2 separate regions of the Homo sapiens genome follow, and region 2 is linked to region 1. Evidence: chromatin loops called from intact Hi-C (ENCODE). Cell type or tissue: gastrocnemius medialis. All regions are shown on one strand. Links, peaks and the distances in the headings refer to the core of each region. The heading gives the core; the rest is flanking DNA.

Evidence for each region. Hi-C counts contacts between places; a loop is a spot of excess contacts. Peaks named below come from ENCODE experiments on the same cell type or tissue, not always from the same donor. Only the 100,000 strongest peaks of a DNase experiment are listed, where the experiment ranks them.
Region 2: it touches region 1 in a loop (4-fold over the local background); 4 of 110 quality-filtered maps call a loop at or near these places.

The regions. Positions count from the first base shown.
Region 1 is chr2:227,162,299-227,167,604 of GRCh38, reverse strand. COL4A4 (collagen type IV alpha 4 chain) reads left to right here and starts at 3,400. Exons shown (of 48, transcript NM_000092.5): 1 at 3,400-3,598. COL4A3 (collagen type IV alpha 3 chain) reads right to left here and starts at 2,981. Exons shown (of 52, transcript NM_000091.5): 1 at 2,792-2,981. The coding sequence starts at 2,878. RefSeq lists silencers at 2,748-2,927, 3,148-3,527 and enhancers at 3,798-3,897, 3,172-4,073. In gastrocnemius medialis, for the core only: no CTCF peak of the experiment used is centred there; DNase peaks (open chromatin) are centred at 2,414, 3,104 and 3,314; H3K4me3 peaks cover 2,435 bases; H3K27ac peaks cover 4,000 bases.
Region 2 is chr2:227,226,648-227,230,686 of GRCh38, reverse strand. All of the region lies in intron 1 of COL4A3 (collagen type IV alpha 3 chain), which reads right to left. It overlaps MFF-DT (MFF divergent transcript), which reads left to right. Exons shown (of 14, transcript NR_102371.1): 11 at 2,055-2,206; 12 at 2,795-2,917. Among named protein-coding and RNA genes, the nearest start is that of COL4A3, 64 kb to the right of the region's middle. In gastrocnemius medialis, for the core only: no CTCF peak of the experiment used is centred there; DNase peaks (open chromatin) are centred at 2,416 and 3,276; H3K27ac peaks cover 3,053 bases.

The DNA.
Region 1 (5,306 bases), core at 607-4,606:
TCATATTGCTGCCCTGTCTGGAATGCTAAGGCAAGAAGAAGGATAAACCATGATATCTTAATGTGTGAACATCACCTTATCCAGAAATCAAAGAAGGGGCTTTCTATACCTCCACTCCCAGGTCTATTGCCTGAGACAACAACAAGGTGCCGCCCTATTTCAAGTGGGTGAGCTGGGCCCTGACAGCTATAAAACCTGGGGATGCGCTGGGCAGCCAGCCTGGAACTGGATGCCTGTGCAAAGTAGCAGAGGTATTTAATTCTCGGCACATCAGTCCAAATTGTGTGGGTGGACAGTTCCACCCCGTCTAAACAAACTTAGCATGTAGAGTCAACACCGCTGCTATTTCCCTGTTTTGAGAAATGCTAAAGTAAAACTGAATAAATTGGAGCGAAACACATCCTTAACTGGAGTAGAACAAAAATAATAAAATATAATGGCTCCAAAGTTACATTTAGCTCTCACTTATACATTGTTTGGCCCACACTATGTTTTTGTAAAGTTTTGGCTTAGTTGCTAATATTTAGAATTTGAGAAGTTTCTAATAAAAACTGGATTCCCAACTTCTCTCTTGAAGTGATGCTGGCACAATTGGGCTTGAATTCTAGCATGCTAACAACTAGGTTCTGAAGAGTCTCTCTTACCCCATTGCCTTACTCCTTACTTCACCTGCTGGCCCCACTGGGGTTTCAACTCTCATTTTACACATGAGAAAACTGAGGCTCAGAGTGGTCAACAGCCTTGCCCAACAGCAGAGTTTCTCTGTGAAGGGAGCCATGTTGGTGCACATTGCCCGATTATCAGTGAACGTTGTGATTCCTTTTTCTACAAGATGAAGGCACATTTCATTATTTTACTGGCATATTTTCTCTCTAACCCAGCAGGTACACTGGAAATGATAATCCTGAAAACTTGTTAATGAAAGACTTACTTCAAGTGATGAGAAAAACAATACAAATGGATTAATTTCAGCAAGAAGTCACCAAGATTTGGCCAAACTCAAAACAGAAAAGTTTACATGTAAAAATAACAAAGGAATGTAACAACAGAATTGAAAATGGTATAACTAGAGTTTGCATGGTCCCCAAGCATTACTTTTTCAGGCTGATCCTCACATAAGTACAATTCTTCCACCCCTTCCCAATCTCATTCCTGTTCTTCTAAATTCAGAAACATGTGCAAACCCTGCTCTGGATCTCTTCTCCAGGCTTCCCCACAACACACATTTCCTTTAGGATTTTGCTTTTTTGGATTTATTTGTCCTGGTTAAAGCTGGTAGATAATCCCCACTGAGTTTTATCTATCATGCCTAGTAGCATTTAAATACCTGGTCTGGGAATTCCTAATGTATGCAAAGTGCATTTTTGTTAGAACCAGCTACACAAACAGATTACATAGATTACAAATGTCCTTTAGAATGTGAAACAGTGAATAATCTAAATGTAAACTGATAGGGAAATGGTTCAATTAACTTTGGCATATTGTGAAATACTGTGCAACAAAGCAAAAAGAAAAACAGGAGGATCTTAAATACTGACATGGACTGGTCTACAGGTTGCAAAGGAATACAGCACAGTATCATTTATGTTAAAAGGCCAACAAAAACATACATATATGTTTGTGGGTTCATATGTGTGTGTGTAAATTCATGGACAATGTTTGGAAAACTACATGAAATATGAAAGTGGTGAAAGTGGACACCTCTTGGAAGACAAGGAAATGGGGAGAGGTATGGGGGGTGTCAGAGAGGGCTTTAGTTTCACCTATAATGTCTGCAATGTCTTCATTTAATTTAAATAGGAAAAACATATAGAACCTATATGTGACCATAGGTTCTAAAATTCTTTTCATGTAACATATATAAATATTTATGTGACCGTTAATTTCCAATCATAATCTCAATGATAACATTTGTAAAAACATCTGCTCATCCTTGGAAATGAAATTTCCTATGCCACGTTATCACCCAAATCAACTTTTTAAAGTGTAAAAATAACAAGTATCTGAAAAGTTAAAGTTTACTTTCACAAGGTAAAATCAAGTGAGTCAACTCTAGGAGGCACAATCGTTTTGAGGACAATCAATTTCTATTTAATGGCAAAGAATAAGAAATATGGGATGGATTTAAATAAATCCAGTTTCACTCAAATTCCAAGTCAAAAATCAAATCAAAGTGTCAGATTGCTTAAATGATTCTAACCTGAGTTCGATTTCTAAGGTGCTCTTAATTTTTCAGTGATAGCATTTGCTTTTCCCAACAATAGCAAAGGAAAACTGGAGGGCAAGTTTTGCAAGGAAGAAACTGAGCCCCAGAGAGGTCAGGGTTTAGTGTGACGTCCCAGCTAGGAAGTGGCGGCTGGGACTCCCTGCAGGTGTCTCCTGCCAGCCCTCTGTGCGCTGGGCCAAGCTGCTTGATTTGATTCACCAGCGTGACACCGTGCATCTCCACATCCGGTGTTCTCACGTATCATCCCTGGCGATTATCTATGTGTCTATTTTTTAATTTACTGACCTCTGGAGGCCTGTCCCCGCCATCCCTGACTCCTAGGCACTGGACAAGCCCCCTCCTCGCCTCTTCCCCCAGCCCCGCGCATTCCACCTGTTCCGGGGCATCCCCGCTTGCTCCCTTCCGCTCGCTGCCTGTCCCGGGACCTGCGTGAAGCCCTCAGCCTCGCCACTAGCCCGGCAGCCGCTCCACTACCGCGCCGCTGCGGGTGGGGCCAGCGCGTCCCCCGGACGCGTGGAGGAGGGATGGAAGTGCGGGGGTGGGGGTCGCGCAGCCCCCACTCACCTTGCTGGCTGCGGGCGCCGCCGCCAGGAGCACCAGCAGGAGCGGCAGCAGGAGCACCTGCGGCCTGGGGGCGGTCCGGGCGCTCATGGTGGGCGCGCGCTCAGAGCCTGGGCGAGTCCGGGGACCCTCAGGCTCTCAGGCCACCGCGTCTCCTGCGCAGCGCGGCTCTGGGAGCCCGGCTGGAAAGCTCGCCTCGCCACTCGGCCGGGGCGGGTTTTGTAGGGCTCGGTCGCGCGGTTCGTCCCTCCCCACCCAGGCTTTTTGGTTGTGGCTTCAAGGGAGGGAAGACGTGGCTCAGGTCCCGCCCTCATACCCCCTCCCTCCCAACTTACCAGGCAGTGTCCCTTCTACCCGGGCATCGTGCCCAGGAGGCGAGAAAGGGCTGGGCGCCTGAGGGGCAGGTGGGCGCGGATCCAGGGTAAGGGGTTAAGGAGGTGATGCTCCCAAGGTCCGGGGGCCCAGGCGGGGAAGTGGGGTGCGGTCGGAGGTGGGGCGTTTGGGGGTGTGCGGTGGGGAGGTGGCTGCGCGGTGGGGAGGTGGCTGCGCAGGGTGGAGGGAGTGGCCAGCGGCCCTGCCCAGATTAAGCGGGAGGCGCGCCGGGCGTCTGCACTCGGGAGGCCCCGCTTGTTCCCCGCGCCCGCGGCGGTCCGCGTTCCCCGCCTCCAGCCCGCCTCCAACTTGCGGCCGCCGGGCTTGGCTGCGAGAGCGCCGCGAAGAGGCAGCGGGGCGCGGGTGGATTGGGGCTGGAGGTGCGCGTCCCGTGGGGTGGCAAGGCGGCAGCTCCTGGCGCTGCGGGCGTCCCCACAGGTAAGGCGCCCATAGGTGGGGCAACCGCTGTCCCGGGGCCCCGGCACCTGCCTGGGAGGGGCAGTGGAGGGAGCGTGGCATTCAAGGGGTGGTGGCGGGCCCAGCTGGGGAGTTGTGGCCCGGGGGTCACCAGAGGAGAGCGCGTCTGGCTCCTGGGCTTGTCTGCCTGGGCTTTAACTGGGTGCTGTGTGTTTTGATTAATTTGGAGGCTCGAGTTACCGGCCTGGCAGTCGGGGCACTCCAAAATGCCAAGAGAAAGAGGCAGCTGAGGAGAAAGAGAAAGCCCATCTTATTCTCCGCTGAGTTGAACTGCTTTTCAGGCCAAATCTTATCTGCGGAAATGCAGGGCAAAACAAGACTCAGCTCTGGTCAGGGTGCGCTCTTCCTGGGGGTGGCCTGCGATGCAAATGTGCCAGGGCACGGTCCTCCAGCCGGCTCTCGCCGTTTCCTGTGCTACGGACCACACTGGCTCTGGTAAAGCAATTAGACTGTTTCTCAGAAGAATGTTGTGAAATGCATAAAATACAATTAAATCAGAATCAGTTTTATTGGAATGCAATTATGGAAGTCCTCAAGTCGTGATATAGTAACTAACACAGGTGCATCATCATTATTGCATTAAATAGCTTGATTTAACAGCAGGCCGATTAAGCAACAGTAATGTCAAAGTAGTGATGTCTGCAAATGGTATTTTGAGATAATAGCCCAAACTGAAATGTGACATGAAAATACCGGTGGGTGCAAATTATCAAGAACTGCCAATACTACTGTGCTCTGTTGCCTGTGCTCATAAGGGAAGGACATGTTGAACTTCTGTGACATGTTACTAAAAGTAAAGATGCAACTTATTTTCCTATGTGAGTTTCCTATACAGATCACCTGAATTCCATCCTCAGGTTAAGAATCTTTGCTTTGGAACAGTGTTGCTGATATTTGCTGCAATTGGCTTCAGACACCAAGTATGATCATGCAGTTGGTCACTGATTTTAGGGAACCACTTGCTTGCAGTTAAATTTGGGATCTATTGGTATCTTAGAACTTTGTAGCCATGCAGGTAGGCAAAACCCTAACAGTGAATGAAGACACTCCTCCCATTCTTTTTATTTTGACTATAGCATGAATCTTACAGTCTTCTTTCTGTCTTTTATGCCAGTGATTCTCAACTATCGTTGTGCATTAGAATCTTTGGGAGGATAAAACAATGTTGCTACCCAGACCATTCCAAGCCAATTTTATCAGACTCTCTAGCTGTTTTAAAATTTCCTGTACATTCCCATGCACAATCAAGTATGAGAGCTCCTGTTTTCACGAACATGTGAAAATTTCACGCACATGTTGAATTAGGATATATTCTTAGTAGAATAATAAAAAGCACATATATTAAACTCTTCATTACAACTTGGGAACACTGCGGAATTTATGACCATATCGCAGATGTTGCTGTGTGGTATGCAGTAGCTTCTTTCCATTGGTAGGGAAGGTTCTTCTGGAAACTTCTGCCACTCTTGTGGAATGAAACGGTAGGTGTTCTGTTGATGAGGTGACAGTGTCCAAGAGTTCTGAGAGTCACATGATTATGTTTCACAAACTGACAGTATTTAATTTTAAAAAGTACAAACAAAAAAATCTCAATGCTAATGTTAAATGCTTCTCTTTGCCAAATTCCAGAAGATTCCTCAATTTGAATTTTAATTGCCTTTTCCTGAAA
Region 2 (4,039 bases), core at 40-4,039, 64 kb before region 1:
ATGAATTATTTAATTTAAAAGATACAGAGTCCATATTTTTATTCTCATTGATTTTAATCCATCTACATTGTTGGACCCATTTTTTTGAAACACTATGGTTACTTTAATAGTAATAACCCATTCATTACTATTCAACTGTTAAATCACATAAAAAACCAGGATGGCCAAAGGCTAACTATTAAGGAAGCATAACTAATGGATATTTCTTAAGCAACATTTTTATGATTTTTCTCCTTCCAGCAATAAATTACCCCATAGTTTCCTCATATCTTAATGGAATACAAAATCATTTGTCATGAACAGAAAGCTCTTAATAATAATATTATGGCTTTTAAACCCCCTCCTGCCATCAGGAAATGACCCGAGATTACATGATGTTTTAGCACTTTTGAATATTAAGTAGTTAAACTTGTGGAAATCATTCTTTTTCACAGTTGCATTTCTGTTTTACGGCCTTACTTAAAATGCAAAATAAACTTTCATTGTAGAGAATCCAAAAAGGTTTGGAATTCCAGAAATCACAGGCCATGTATGTATGGACCTACTGAATATATACGGACCCATCTATGTTGAGTCTACTCCCAGCATTGTAGCTACAAACTGGAGCTTTGGGAAATTTCTTTTTTTTTTTTTTTTGAGATGGAGTCTTGCTCTGTTGCCCAGGCTGGAGTGCAGTGGCACGGTCTCGGCTCACTGCAAGCTCCACCTCCCGAGTTCACGCCATTCTCCTGCCTCAGTCTCCCGAGTAGCTGGGACTATAGGCGCCCACCACCACGCCCAGCTAATTTTTTGTATTTTTTTTAGTAGACACAGGGTGTCACCCTGTTAGCCAGGATGGTCTCGATCTCCTGACCTCGTGATCCACTCACCTTGGCCTCCCACAGTGCTGGGATTACAGGCGTGAGCCACCGCGCCCGGCCGGGAAATTTCTTAATCCTTCCAGGTTCCCCCATCTGTCAAGGGAGATACTAGGATGTACCTTGCAGTGTTTTTGTAAGGAGTTGAGATGCTGTCACTAGCCTGCCTGGTACCCTGCACTCAATAAGGACTCAGTCACTGGGGGACTCCCCTTTCTCCTTTTCAAGATTCCAAGCCAAAGGACATCCACAACTATTGTTTGATCCTTTCTTCCATCAGTCTGCACTAGCCACCTTCCTCCCTGACATTTCCTCTTGAAGTCCCTTGTCCAGTGCCAAAGAACTGGTGTTGAATCTAAGAGCAAGGGTGAGAGACTGCTGTTATCTATCTCTAACAAACAATAAATGAATTAACTCATATTTGTTAATAGTATTATTAGAGTACACTGACTATATTGGTTGATTAACCAAATATCATTTGCCTAAGAGCACAGACACATTACAATGTTTTATTTAACAAAATATTGGTTAGAGACCCCAATGGTACTTGATGCTTATCCAAGAAAGGTGCCAGATCAAATATATTACACAAAGGCAGCAAGCCTTCCAGGAGTGCGGATCAATTGGGTCTCACACTCTTCTCTTGATCTCAATTCTCGCAGTGCCCGTGTGCCACCCATGTCTCACCTGCACATCGCTTTCTCTTATGAGGCAAAGTGGTACAGGGTGAAGGGCACCAGTTCCAGAGACGTACTTCCTGGGTCTAAATCCCAGCTCTGCCACCTCACCTCTGTGAGTCTAGGCAGTCTCAGGTGTCTCGGTTTCCACATCTGTGAAATGGGGTCAGATTGGTTAGCACAGGTAAGCCCTTAGAAGAGTTCATAGGATACACTGAGGGCTGTTACTGTAGGCTGTTACTAACTCATTGACTTGACATGGATCATTAGGTGCTCCTGAGTTGAGGGTTTATCACTTTCCCTAAACTGCAGGTGGGAACGGTGTCTCACAATTCCTTATATCCCCCTAGCACTGTAAACAATTATCTTTTTATCCTTAAAACTCATGAAGGATCTCATTAAACACATCCATTTTTATTGTTCGTTAAAAGGATCAGGAAATATGCACATGCATTTTTATTAATAGACCAGAACATAATTTCCAAATAATCTTGACTATTTCTCTCTCTACTGTCAACAGCCAGCATGCTCGTTCCTGTGCATGCTGGTGAAACAGACGTGGCCTGCCCTGCCTTTCTCCAATCTCTCTCCCGCAGCCCAGCCCAGCCCAGCCTGGTTTAATAGCAGGGGGAGTTGGCACCGTTCACAGCTGGTTAACACCCTACTGAGCAGGTCTGTTGATTTTGCATTATGATTACTGACCCTGCCAGTCCCTCTGCCCAGCCAATAGCCTGAGGGGAAAGTTTTTGTGTGTGAAAAGAAGAGCTGACCAAGTATAGCCAAACCGTGCCAGACAGACGCCACGAGCTGTCCTCTGCAGGGCCGCCTCTGCCCGTGTCTGCCTTAAGCAACCAACCATGTGCCCTGGCACCATGCCCTCCAGTGAAGAAGAATGACACCCATGGACTGCTTTGCGGGATGCCCCCGCCTGCCCCGCCCTGAAGCTGCTGTCACCACCCTTGGACATCAAAGAAATCTCACTGCAGCTGCCACTTCCTATCCCTCAACTCCCGTCCAGAGACACATCACTAGTCTAGACATGTAAGCCAGCCACCCGTTTTTGATTTTCTGGATGACAGCAAGCATACAGATTACTAACTCTGACAAAGACGGTGCAGTGAGGGCTCTCTGGTACATTTGAGAATAAATAATATGGTAAGAAAATTTTGCCCGTCTTATGCAATGCAGAGAATGGTAAGTATACCTATAATCATTAACTCCAGGTTCCTTTTTTTTTCTTTTCTTTTTACCCCCTAAAAGGTTTTGAATGCAGAAAGACTGAGAAAACTTCACTATTCATGTAAGAAAAATAGGCTCCACGGGATCCCTTGATCAGGATGGTGGTAGAGGAAATGAACTTCCATCAGCACTGTAATGATCTCAGTATGTTTTGAGCACTTTCAGTGCTGGCTGTCTCATATTATCTCATTATATCTTACAACAATTCTGTAAGGGAGGTACTGTTATAAGCTCCATCTAATAGATGAGAAACCTAGGATTTTGAGAGGCTAAGGATAGTAAGGAACATGGGGAGTGGGGATCTGAATTCAGGTGAGACAGTCTGACCCAGGGTCAGTCATATTCTCAGGTGCAGTGTTGCATTTCTTCTTCTTCTTTTTTTTTTTGAGATGGAGTCTTGCTCTGTCACCCAGACTGGAGTGCAGTGATGCAATATTGGCTGACTGCAACCTCTGCCTCCCAGGTTCAAATGATTCTCCAGTAGAGATGGGGTTTCACCATGTTGGCCAGGCTGGTCTCAAACTCCTGAGCTCAAGTGATCCACCCACCTCGGCCTCCCAAAGTGCTGGGATTACAGGCGTGAGCCAGCGTGCCCGGCCTGTATTTCATTATTGACGGGCTCTGCTGGCCACAAGGCACTGGGGGAGGAGGGGTATGTTTCTCCCCCTCTCACCCTATCACTGTGCCCCTCATGATGGGACGTAAAATCCCAGTGAAAAACATAACATAGTAGCTCATGAAATTAGCTGTATAATGCAGGACTTGGCAGACAGCAGCTTGCAGGACAAATCCAGCCCTCTGCCTGTTTCCATCCGGCCTATGAGCTAAGACTGGTTTTTATATTTTTCATGGTTGAAACAAAATTAAGAGAGAAATAACATTTTGTAATGTGAAAATTATATAAACTTTAAATCTCAATGTCCATAAGTTTGCATTTCATCAATACAAATGTTGTGGATATTTATTTTCTCTCTTGTTATATAGGTATCTGCATAGTAGCCTTCATTTTGCCTCTTGGCTTGCAAAGCCTAAAATATTTACTACGTGGCTCTTTATGGGAAAAGCTTGGTGATTCCTGGTACAAATTATCTTCATTATATTTTTTCTATGGCAATATAAAAATTGCATTAAAAATTAAGATAGAGGCCAGGTGCGGTGGCTCATGCCTATAATCTCAGCACTTTGGGAGGCCGAGGCAGGTAGATCACCTGAGGTCAGGAGTTCAAGGCCAGCCTGGCCAACTGGGGGAAACCCCGTCTCTACTAA